3 separate regions of the Homo sapiens genome follow, and regions 2 and 3 are each linked to region 1. Evidence: chromatin contacts called from ENCODE Hi-C or POLR2A ChIA-PET data. All regions are on one chromosome and are shown on one strand. Each heading gives the region's core, a stretch centred on a gene start or an enhancer-like site at or near the end of the contact. The rest is flanking DNA. Distances are from core to core; before and after follow the strand shown. Region 1 overlaps KANSL1 (KAT8 regulatory NSL complex subunit 1). Region 2 has its middle 8.1 kb from the start of LRRC37A. Region 3 has its middle 29 kb from the start of LRRC37A.

Region 1 (2,755 bases), core at 74-2,573:
ATCCTTTTGCCTTGGCCTCCCAGAGTGCTGGGATTACATGTCTGAGCCGCTGCACCTGGCCTCTGCTGTCTTTGTTTGTTTGTTTTTGTTTTTGAGACAGAGCCTCTCTTTGTCGCCCTGGCTGAAATGCAGTGGCTCAATCTTAGCTCATTGCAGCCTCTGCCTCCTGGGTTCAAGTGATTCTCATGCCTCAGCCTCCCTAGTAGCTGGGACTACAGGCACCTGCCATCATGCCCGGCTAAATTTTTTATTTTTATTTTTATTATTTATTTCTTTTTTTGAGATGGAGTCTCACTTTTGTCACCCAGGCTGGAGTGCAATGGTGCGATCTCGGCTCACTGCAACCTCTGCCGCTCAGGTTTCAGCGATTCTCCTACCACAGCTTCCCGAGCAGCTGGGATTACAGGTGCCCGCCACCACACCCAGCTGATTTTTTTGTATTTTTATTAGAGGCGGGTTTTCACCACGTTGGCCAGGCTGGTTTCAAACTCCTGACCTCAGGTGATCCACCCGCCTCAGCCTCCCAAAGTGCGGGGATTGCAGGCGTGAGCCACTGTGCCTGGCCCCTCTACTGTCTTTAAGTCTGAATTAAGGCTATTAAAGGCTGTCCGTTAAGGATCTGGCTTCAAACTGCCTTTCCACCTTCATTCTACTATTTCCTCTATTAAAATATGCTTTGTGTTTTAAGCAAATTGTTAATTTTTTTTTTTTTTTAAGATGGAGTCTCGCTCTTGTTACCCAAGCTGGAGTGCAGTGGCCCGATCTCAGCTCACTGCAACCTCTGCCTCCTGGGTTCAAGCAATTATCCTGTCTCAGTCTTCCAAGTAGCTGGGAGTACAGGTGCGCGCCTCCACACCCGGCTAATTTTTGGTAATTTTAGTAGAGATGGGGTTTCGCCATGTTGGCCAGGCTGGTCTCCTGATCTCAGGTGATCTACCCGCCTCAGCCTCCCAAAGTCCTGGGATTATAGGCATGAGTCACTGCGCCCGGCCCAAATTGTTCATTTCTTTTAACCTTCAGAATGTCGCCTTTTCCCACACAGCGTTGCCTTTTCTTATGCCATTTCCTCTCACTAGAATGCCACATTACCATTCTCTTGTCCTAGCCTTTTGCATAATGACATTTTAGCTAATTTTCAAGTCTCAGCTAAAATTGCGGCAACTTCATGGACACTTCCCTAATCATCCTTCCTGCTGTTTCTTTCCGTCCTTTGTGTAGAGAAATGAGGTAATGGTGAAGGAAGAGGTTAGTAGAAGCCACATTATGGGCAAACTTTTCTTCCCCATCTGATTTTTGCTTTTGCTTTCAGTGCAAGTGTGGTTGTAATACTTGTTGGCCACCTGGATGACCTATTCCTTCCCCTTTGTTCTCTGCAGCTAAATATTTTTGCAAGGTGGATGCTTCCAGGTTATTCTTGTGTATCTGGAGTCTTGTCTTGGAAATTGACTGGGAATAAATGAGGTTTTCATTTGTGGGTGTGGAGTTAGTTCTGACTTACAGTATTTGAAGCAGCTGGATACGTTTTGCTTTTGAAAGAGTATATATATGTGTGTGTATAATCTTTAGGATATGGTTCTCTGTTGGGAGGTGTGATGTTGAACCCCCCAGCTCCCATATTTGACATGTCTGGAGACATTTTTGATTGTCATAATTTTCAGAAGGGCACTACTAGCATCTAGTGGGTGGAAAACAGAGATGTTGCTAAACATGCTACTGCCAGGATAGCCCCCTGTGATAGATTACTCATCGTGAGATGTCAGTTAGTGGTTAGGTTGAGAAACTCTATCCTAGAAGTATATTTTTGCTTCCCAAGTGCCACTTGTGTTAGGTAGAAGTTTGTCCTTGGACCGATGGTGCAATTTAGAATAATAGAATTAACATAGGAAGGGACCCTAGAGGTCACATATTTGAACTTTATCCCAACTTGTATTTCTCACAATGATGTTTCTGCTTGATATTAATAGATGTAATGGAAAAAGGTGCTTGTTAAAAAAGTTTGGTAAAGGTAAACATTTGCATATTCAGTATGATGCAATACGTTGTGAGTCTCCATCTGGGAAGTTTTTCCGAAATGTATTTGCTTGCTGAGTGCATTTAACATCTTCCAGACCCTAAAATACTTCTTTGAAACTGAGAGAGAAACTATTGATTATCTAGCCCAACCTTTTATAGCTAAATGACCTTGAATAGGTAGCCTTTTCTTTTATCTGTACAAGCTTACTGCAGAATCTCAATTTGTGTGAGTGACAGCAGGTGTAGCAGCTCCATCTGTATTTGTCAGATTATAGTTTACTAACTGAATGAACTAAAAATTGGGATATTTGGGGCTTGAATTTTTATTCTGAATGTACAGTCTGACTTTATCCCCACCGGTAAATTAGAAATTATAATCTCAGCCCTAATTCTACTGCCCAGGTTGTTATGAGGATTAATCAGTTAATTATAGCTTTTAAGGCTTTGTATTCTTTGGAGAAAGATGATTTATCAGATAGGCTGTTGTGCTGTTTGTGTAGAACTGCTTCCTTTTTTTGTTTTTCGTTTTTTTTTCCTTTAGCCCTGAGCTTCTCTAAGAACTGCTTAAATTTGACAGTCTTTCCCTGCTTTACATTGTCAAAGATTGAAGCTTTTTGAATTTTGTAGGGGTCAAGTGGGATAGGAATCATTGTTTTGCTCTGTATATTAAATTTAAGAATGTTACTATGGGCCGGGCGTGGTGGCTCATGCCTGTAATCCCAGCACTTTGGGAGGCCAAGGT
Region 2 (2,755 bases), core at 256-2,755, 110 kb before region 1:
CTCCAGCCTGGGAGACAGAGCAAGGCTCCGTCAAAAAAAAAAAAAAAAAAAAAAAGCCGGGCCTGGTGGTGCACATCTGTAGTCCCAGCTACTCGGGAGGCTGAGGTGGGAGGATCATGTGAGCCTGGGAGGTCCAGGCTGCAGGGGGCCGTGATCCTGCCCCTGCCCTGCAGCCTGGGTTATACAGCGAGACAAAAGAAAAAAGTTAGTGGTAACAGGATAAACTACATAGCCATGTATTATTCCTTCACATTCATGAAGCAGGTCAATTTGAAGCTTGAGGACGACTTCCATTCCTCTAGGTGAATCTACCAAGAAATGCCTTGGTAGAGCTAGGAGTGCCAATGGTATCGGCAAAGCCAGCCTGCTTCCCTGTGATTCATGGTAATTCTCACTATGACTTTGACATGATGTTCCTACACTGTGCCTATCAACACTTGTAGACACACTGTATAAGCGTTTGTTACATTTACTTTTTCTTTTGTCATTACGTCTTTTATTACAGAGGCCACTGTGCACTCCACAATCACACACTTACACAGCTCCGCCTTGCCAAGCAGTGTAGACCCTGCCAAGCAGTGTAGACAGATTCTGGATAACTATCTTTGCATCCTTCCCCATACCATGTCCCCGATGTTGAACTGAAGCAGCTCCTTCCACGTTCCCTACCCGTTAACTAGCCAGGCCACTGCCCACATTGTCACAAACATTATATTAACTGAAAAAGTGGCCCATGCCATATTCCATTATGAGAAATTATTTTTAATTCGATTAAATTCCAATGTTTATTCAGAAAACCTGGTAGAGATTGAATTGCTCTATGTACCTTTCTTAGTTTTCTTCTTCTTAGCATATTTTGACCGTTTATCTTCTACACCTGGCTGACCTGCATGGTCCTTGTAGTGTAACTTCTACTTGGTGTTTGCGCTTTGCTTTGTTTTCAAATTTAAATTGTGAGATACATTTTTAAACCTATCTAAGAAATAGCCCTGATATTGAAATGGCTTCTGTGGAATAGGTTTGACAGGTGTAAGTCTTTGATTCTTTGGCTTTGGTTTTTGTGCCTGTTACAGTTTTGCACACATTCATTCAGAGGAAGACATTACCATCAGTGTGTGGTTTATTTTTTCAAATTCCAGTATGTTTTTAAAGACCCATATTTCACTAAGCAGTGTACTTGTTGAAACCCATGTGAGTGACTTTGTTTGCACATGTGATAGAGCATCAGATACTGGAGTTTGCCAGGGGTAGAATGGTTGGATTCAGGAATGTTTAGCTGACTCATAGCAGGAAGTTATCCTGTAAAAAAATGAAGCAAGGCAGGGAAGACAGATTTAAGTACCATGCAGCTCAAAACGACAATTACATTGTCATTTTCGTTGTGAATACTTCTAGGTTCTATATTGGCTGTGATCTTTGTACTAACTGCTATTATGGAGAATGTGTTGGCATCGCAGAAAAGGAGGCTAAGAAAATGGATGTGTACATCTGTAATGATTGTAAATGGGCACAAGAGGGCAGCAGTGAGGAATTGTACTGTATCTGCAGAACACCTGCAGTCACAGTGAGTTCTAATAAGAGCATCACATTTAATAATTTAGGAAGCCAAATTGCTCTGACTGGTTACTTATTTACTTTAAAATAAAAAGCAGATTTTTTCTACATTTGTTATACACTTACATTACAAATTCCTTTTCATTTTTTTTTCTCTTTTTCCCTTTTTACCTACCCTTCAAAATTTATCTTGCTTCATAGTGAATGTTTGAGACACATTGGGGAAAATGTGGTTTAATGGTAGATTTGATTCTTCAATATGTAACATAGAAATTAATGAGATTAAACTAGCTTGACTTGTTTGGACTTTATCAGTGTTTGAAATGGTGCTTTATTATAGGTTAGAAAAACACTAATTTGGGTATAAGCTTTGAGACTCTGTTATTACCTTATAGGATTTTGAACTCCCACATGGTACAGTACTAGTTGAAAGATTTGTGACTTGTTTTCAGCTTTAAAATCAATTGAATGTTTCATATTTATCTTTAAATTGGTTCTCCAAAATTACAGTGTTCTTATAAATTTTTTTACTGCTTGTTCTTAACATCAAAAATACTAAATTAATGTACTGGAATGTCGATCTTGAAAGTATTAAAACCACAATACTAAAACTATTTTATATCCCAGGGTTTAGCAAATTTTCAGGTGCATGCTTTATTATAAGTAACATCATCCCATCTGTTTTGAACTCACATTTCCATTTCGGATCTTGCAGATTTTTTATTGGCCATGATCGGTGTCAGAATTGGTACCATGGGTGCTGCATTGGCATCTTGCAGAGTGAGGCAGAGCTCATTGATGAGTATGTCTGTCCACAGTGCCAGTCAACAGAGGATGTCATGACAGTGCTCACACCACTAACAGAGAAGGATGATGAGGAGTTGAAGAGGGTGCTCCGTTCCTTACAGATGAGAGCCCCTCTGTGTGCAGCATTTGAAAATGAAATCAGCTGGCATAATTTTGGAAGCATTTCTAGGATTTCAAGTTTCCAATGTTAGGATTTCAAGTTTCCAATCTTAGAGTGATTATTTACTGACTCTCAGCTAGTCTAGTGAAGGGCTTGACAAACTTCAGTCCTTCACATACCAGTGTCATGAGCTTTACCATATCCCCACACCACCTCAGCTTATCTAACACTCAGATAATCTAACGTGACTCACTTCTTTATACATTTTATTTTTAAAGAAACTTCCTCTCACTC
Region 3 (2,755 bases), core at 167-2,666, 87 kb before region 1:
AGCTGCCGTTCTCACCCGTGGGGGTGGGGCTGACGGTGCTTAAATCACAGTGGCGGAAATAATACCTGTCGTCTAAATCCTAATCATGTTACAATACTGTCCCCCATCCGTCCCAAAAAAAGACTGGACGACCCACAGCCCGGGCTGTGGCACCCACGTTACAAACGGTGGTATAAAGTACATATGCAGCGTCATTCAGCTCAGTTTCAATACCAGGTTTAAACTCTGGACACGGTTTATTGCAGCTGGAGGAGTCCAGGACTAACATGTGGACTCGGAAGAAGAAGACGTCGGGGGTGAGTGAGGTACAGGCGGTTCATCTTGTACAGCCCGTCCCGATCCACCAGCAGGGTCACCAGCCAGATGCCCGCGCCCAGCACGTCCACGTCATGCACTATCCCGTTCATCGCTGCTTCCAAAAAACAGTTTGGGAACCCCAGTTCCTCTCCCAGTCCCTGGGCGTTGGTTTTTAGCAACAGCGAAACGGCCCGCATGGGTCGGGCGCCCTGGGATCTCGCGTGCAGGATTCTCCGGGACTCGGAAAGGCTCGCGGGGCGGCGGCGCGGCGGCCGGGCTCACCGATTTCGCGCTTGCAGAACGCCTCTCGCCCGTCCATGCCCGCCCGGCAAGCGCAAGCGCAGAGCTCGGCGCCGGGCTCCGCGTCCCTGCGCGGCTGACTGAGGCCGAATCTGAAGCTGAGGCGCGGCGGCGGCGCGGGCGGCGAGCCGGGGGCCGGCACAACGGCGCGCGGCCGGTTGGGGTGGGCAGGGCCGGCGGGGCCCTCGGCGGCGCGCGCGCGCGGCCGGGCGGCGGGGAAGCGTAGGGCCCGTGAGCGCGCGCGTCTCGGGGCTTCCTCCGTCGCGGGCCCGCGGCGCGGCGACGCGCGGTTCTCGGCTTGCGCCAGGCGCGGGCCTGTGGGAGCGTGTGCGGCCTCACGGAAGGTGGCCCGGTTGTCGGCCGGCGGCTGAGGCCTGGGCGCCCCCTCCCCAGATCCCCGCTCCGCTCCCAGGGCTCCGCACTACACCGATCTTACTTTTTCTCTCCACCGGAGCTTCGGGGGATGATCCGACGATTAAACAGAGGAGCCAGAAAGCTCTAGCTGTCATTTTTGCAGACAGGGTTCCCAGGCTCTAAAAGTGAGCCTGGGCTTTTGCTTGCTTTCTCTCCTCTAACCCCTTCTCCACACCCGCGTCCCCGTTCATGCTAATGAGGGGCAGCCTTTGGGGAAACGGGAATCACTCGCTGAGCAGACCATTGGAACAAAACCGAGCCGCAGGGATTTCTCCCTCTTCCTTCCTAAGGGGGACGAGCACATGGCCTCGCAAAGTTGTCCCCGAGAATGTCTGTCCTGTGATCTGCGGGCGAGGATAGCATCACAGCCTAAACTTTAAACTCGTGTGCGTTTGCGCGCTGCGGTGGGGGCAGCAGAGGGTGGGGTGACAAGTGCGGAGAATAAGGGTGTTTCGGGACTGAGGGACTGAGTGGGGGAGAAAGAGTGATGGCCGCTTTTTTCTAGATTAGGTCAACAACAAATAGGAAAATAGTGCTTAAGACAGCGTGGGTTTGTGGAAGGGAGGAGATTCCAGATGACAGAGAATGTATCCTGGAATGTGTATGTTAGGCAATTTCTAGAGACACCAAGTCACTGCTTCCTAAGTTTAGTAAAACTGTTTCATTATATATGACAGCTCACTGTAACCTCTGCCTCCCGGGTTCAAGCGATTCTCGTGCCTCAGCCTCCCAAGTAGCTGGGATTACAGGCATACGCCACCATGCCAGGCTAATTTTTGTATATTTAGCAGAGACGGGGTTTCACCGTGTTGGCCAGGCTGGTCTCAAACGCCCGACCTCAAGCCATCCACCCGCCTTGGCCTTCCAAAGTGCTGGAATTACAGGCATCAGCCACGACGGCCGGCACAGAGGTCTAATTATTAATCAGAAGGTTGCCTGTTGAGGCCGGGCATGGTGGCTCGTGCTTGTAATCCCAGGACTTTGGGAGCCTGAGACAGGAGGATCTCTTGAGCTCAGGAGTTCAAGACCAGCCTGAGCAACATGGAGAGACCCTGTCTCTACAAAAAATACAAAAATTAGCCGGGCATGGTAGCTCACGCCTTGGTCCCAGCCACATGGGAAGCTGAGGTGGGAGGATCGCTTGAGCCTAGGAGGTGGAGGTTGCAGTGAGCCGAGATCGTGCCACTGCACTCCAGCCTGGGTGACGGAGACCCTGTCTCAAAACCGAAAAAAAAAGAAAGAAGAAGAAGAAGGAAGAGGAGGAGGAAGAGGAGGAGGAGAGGAAGAGGAAGAAGAGTAGGAAGAGGAGGAGGAGGAAGGAGGAGGAGAAGGAAGAGAAAAGAAGAAGGAGAAGAAGGAGAAGGAGGAGAAGAAGAAGAAGAAGAGGAGAAAAAAAGAAGAAGAGGAAGAAGAAGAAGAAGAAGAAGAAGAAGAAGAAGAAGAAGAAGAAGAAGAAGAAGAAGAAGAAGAAGAAAGGAAATTTGTCCGTTGAGCATTAAATCAAAGAAGAGAAATTTGCCAAATTGCAGCTGAAGGAGGTGGGTTAATCTACCCTCATTCAGGTGTTGGAGGAATGAATTATCTTCTCCCTCCAAAAGAGCAAACCTCTACAGCCACTGCAAAGCTTGGGTACACCAGAGTCAGGTTCTCCAGACTAGACAGGCCCAGATAAACACTAGTCATATAAACACTAGTAAGTTCATGCCCTCGGGGCCCTGTTCATAGATGTCCTCAGATCCCCTTC

What was found. A loop is a pair of places that touch in the nucleus more often than their neighbours do. ChIA-PET counts read pairs that join two places held with the same protein, here RNA polymerase II (POLR2A). Pooled maps may share reads with other maps.
Region 2: a pooled map shows a loop between it and region 1 (2.2-fold over the local background). The contact joins two enhancer-like sites. A Hi-C loop is called at or near these places in 1 of 50 pooled maps. POLR2A ChIA-PET finds 5 or more read pairs at or near these places in 3 of 52 experiments (MCF 10A, Panc1 and activated T-cell).
Region 3: a loop to region 1 is called in a pooled map, with 2.1 times the contacts of the local background. The contact joins two enhancer-like sites. A Hi-C loop is called at or near these places in 1 of 50 pooled maps. POLR2A ChIA-PET finds 5 or more read pairs at or near these places in 6 of 52 experiments (HEK293, HEK293T, MCF 10A and 3 more).

Annotation. Positions count from the first base shown.
Region 1 is chr17:46,178,024-46,180,778 of GRCh38, reverse strand. The region is part of intron 1 of KANSL1 (KAT8 regulatory NSL complex subunit 1); the gene reads left to right. Among named protein-coding and RNA genes, the nearest start is that of KANSL1, 14 kb to the left of the region's middle. Within about 2 kb of position 1,323, at least 3 of the 41 ENCODE cell types and tissues checked have a DNase peak (open chromatin) inside an H3K27ac peak, as active enhancers do.
Region 2 is chr17:46,285,606-46,288,360 of GRCh38, reverse strand. It overlaps a transcript of LRRC37A not described here and a transcript of ARL17B not described here. Among named protein-coding and RNA genes, the nearest start is that of LRRC37A, 8.1 kb to the left of the region's middle. RefSeq lists an enhancer at 1-197. Within about 2 kb of position 1,505, at least 4 of the 41 ENCODE cell types and tissues checked have a DNase peak (open chromatin) inside an H3K27ac peak, as active enhancers do.
Region 3 is chr17:46,264,977-46,267,731 of GRCh38, reverse strand. It overlaps a transcript of LRRC37A not described here and the pseudogene LOC100132570. Among named protein-coding and RNA genes, the nearest start is that of LRRC37A, 29 kb to the left of the region's middle. Within about 2 kb of position 1,416, at least 33 of the 41 ENCODE cell types and tissues checked have a DNase peak (open chromatin) inside an H3K27ac peak, as active enhancers do.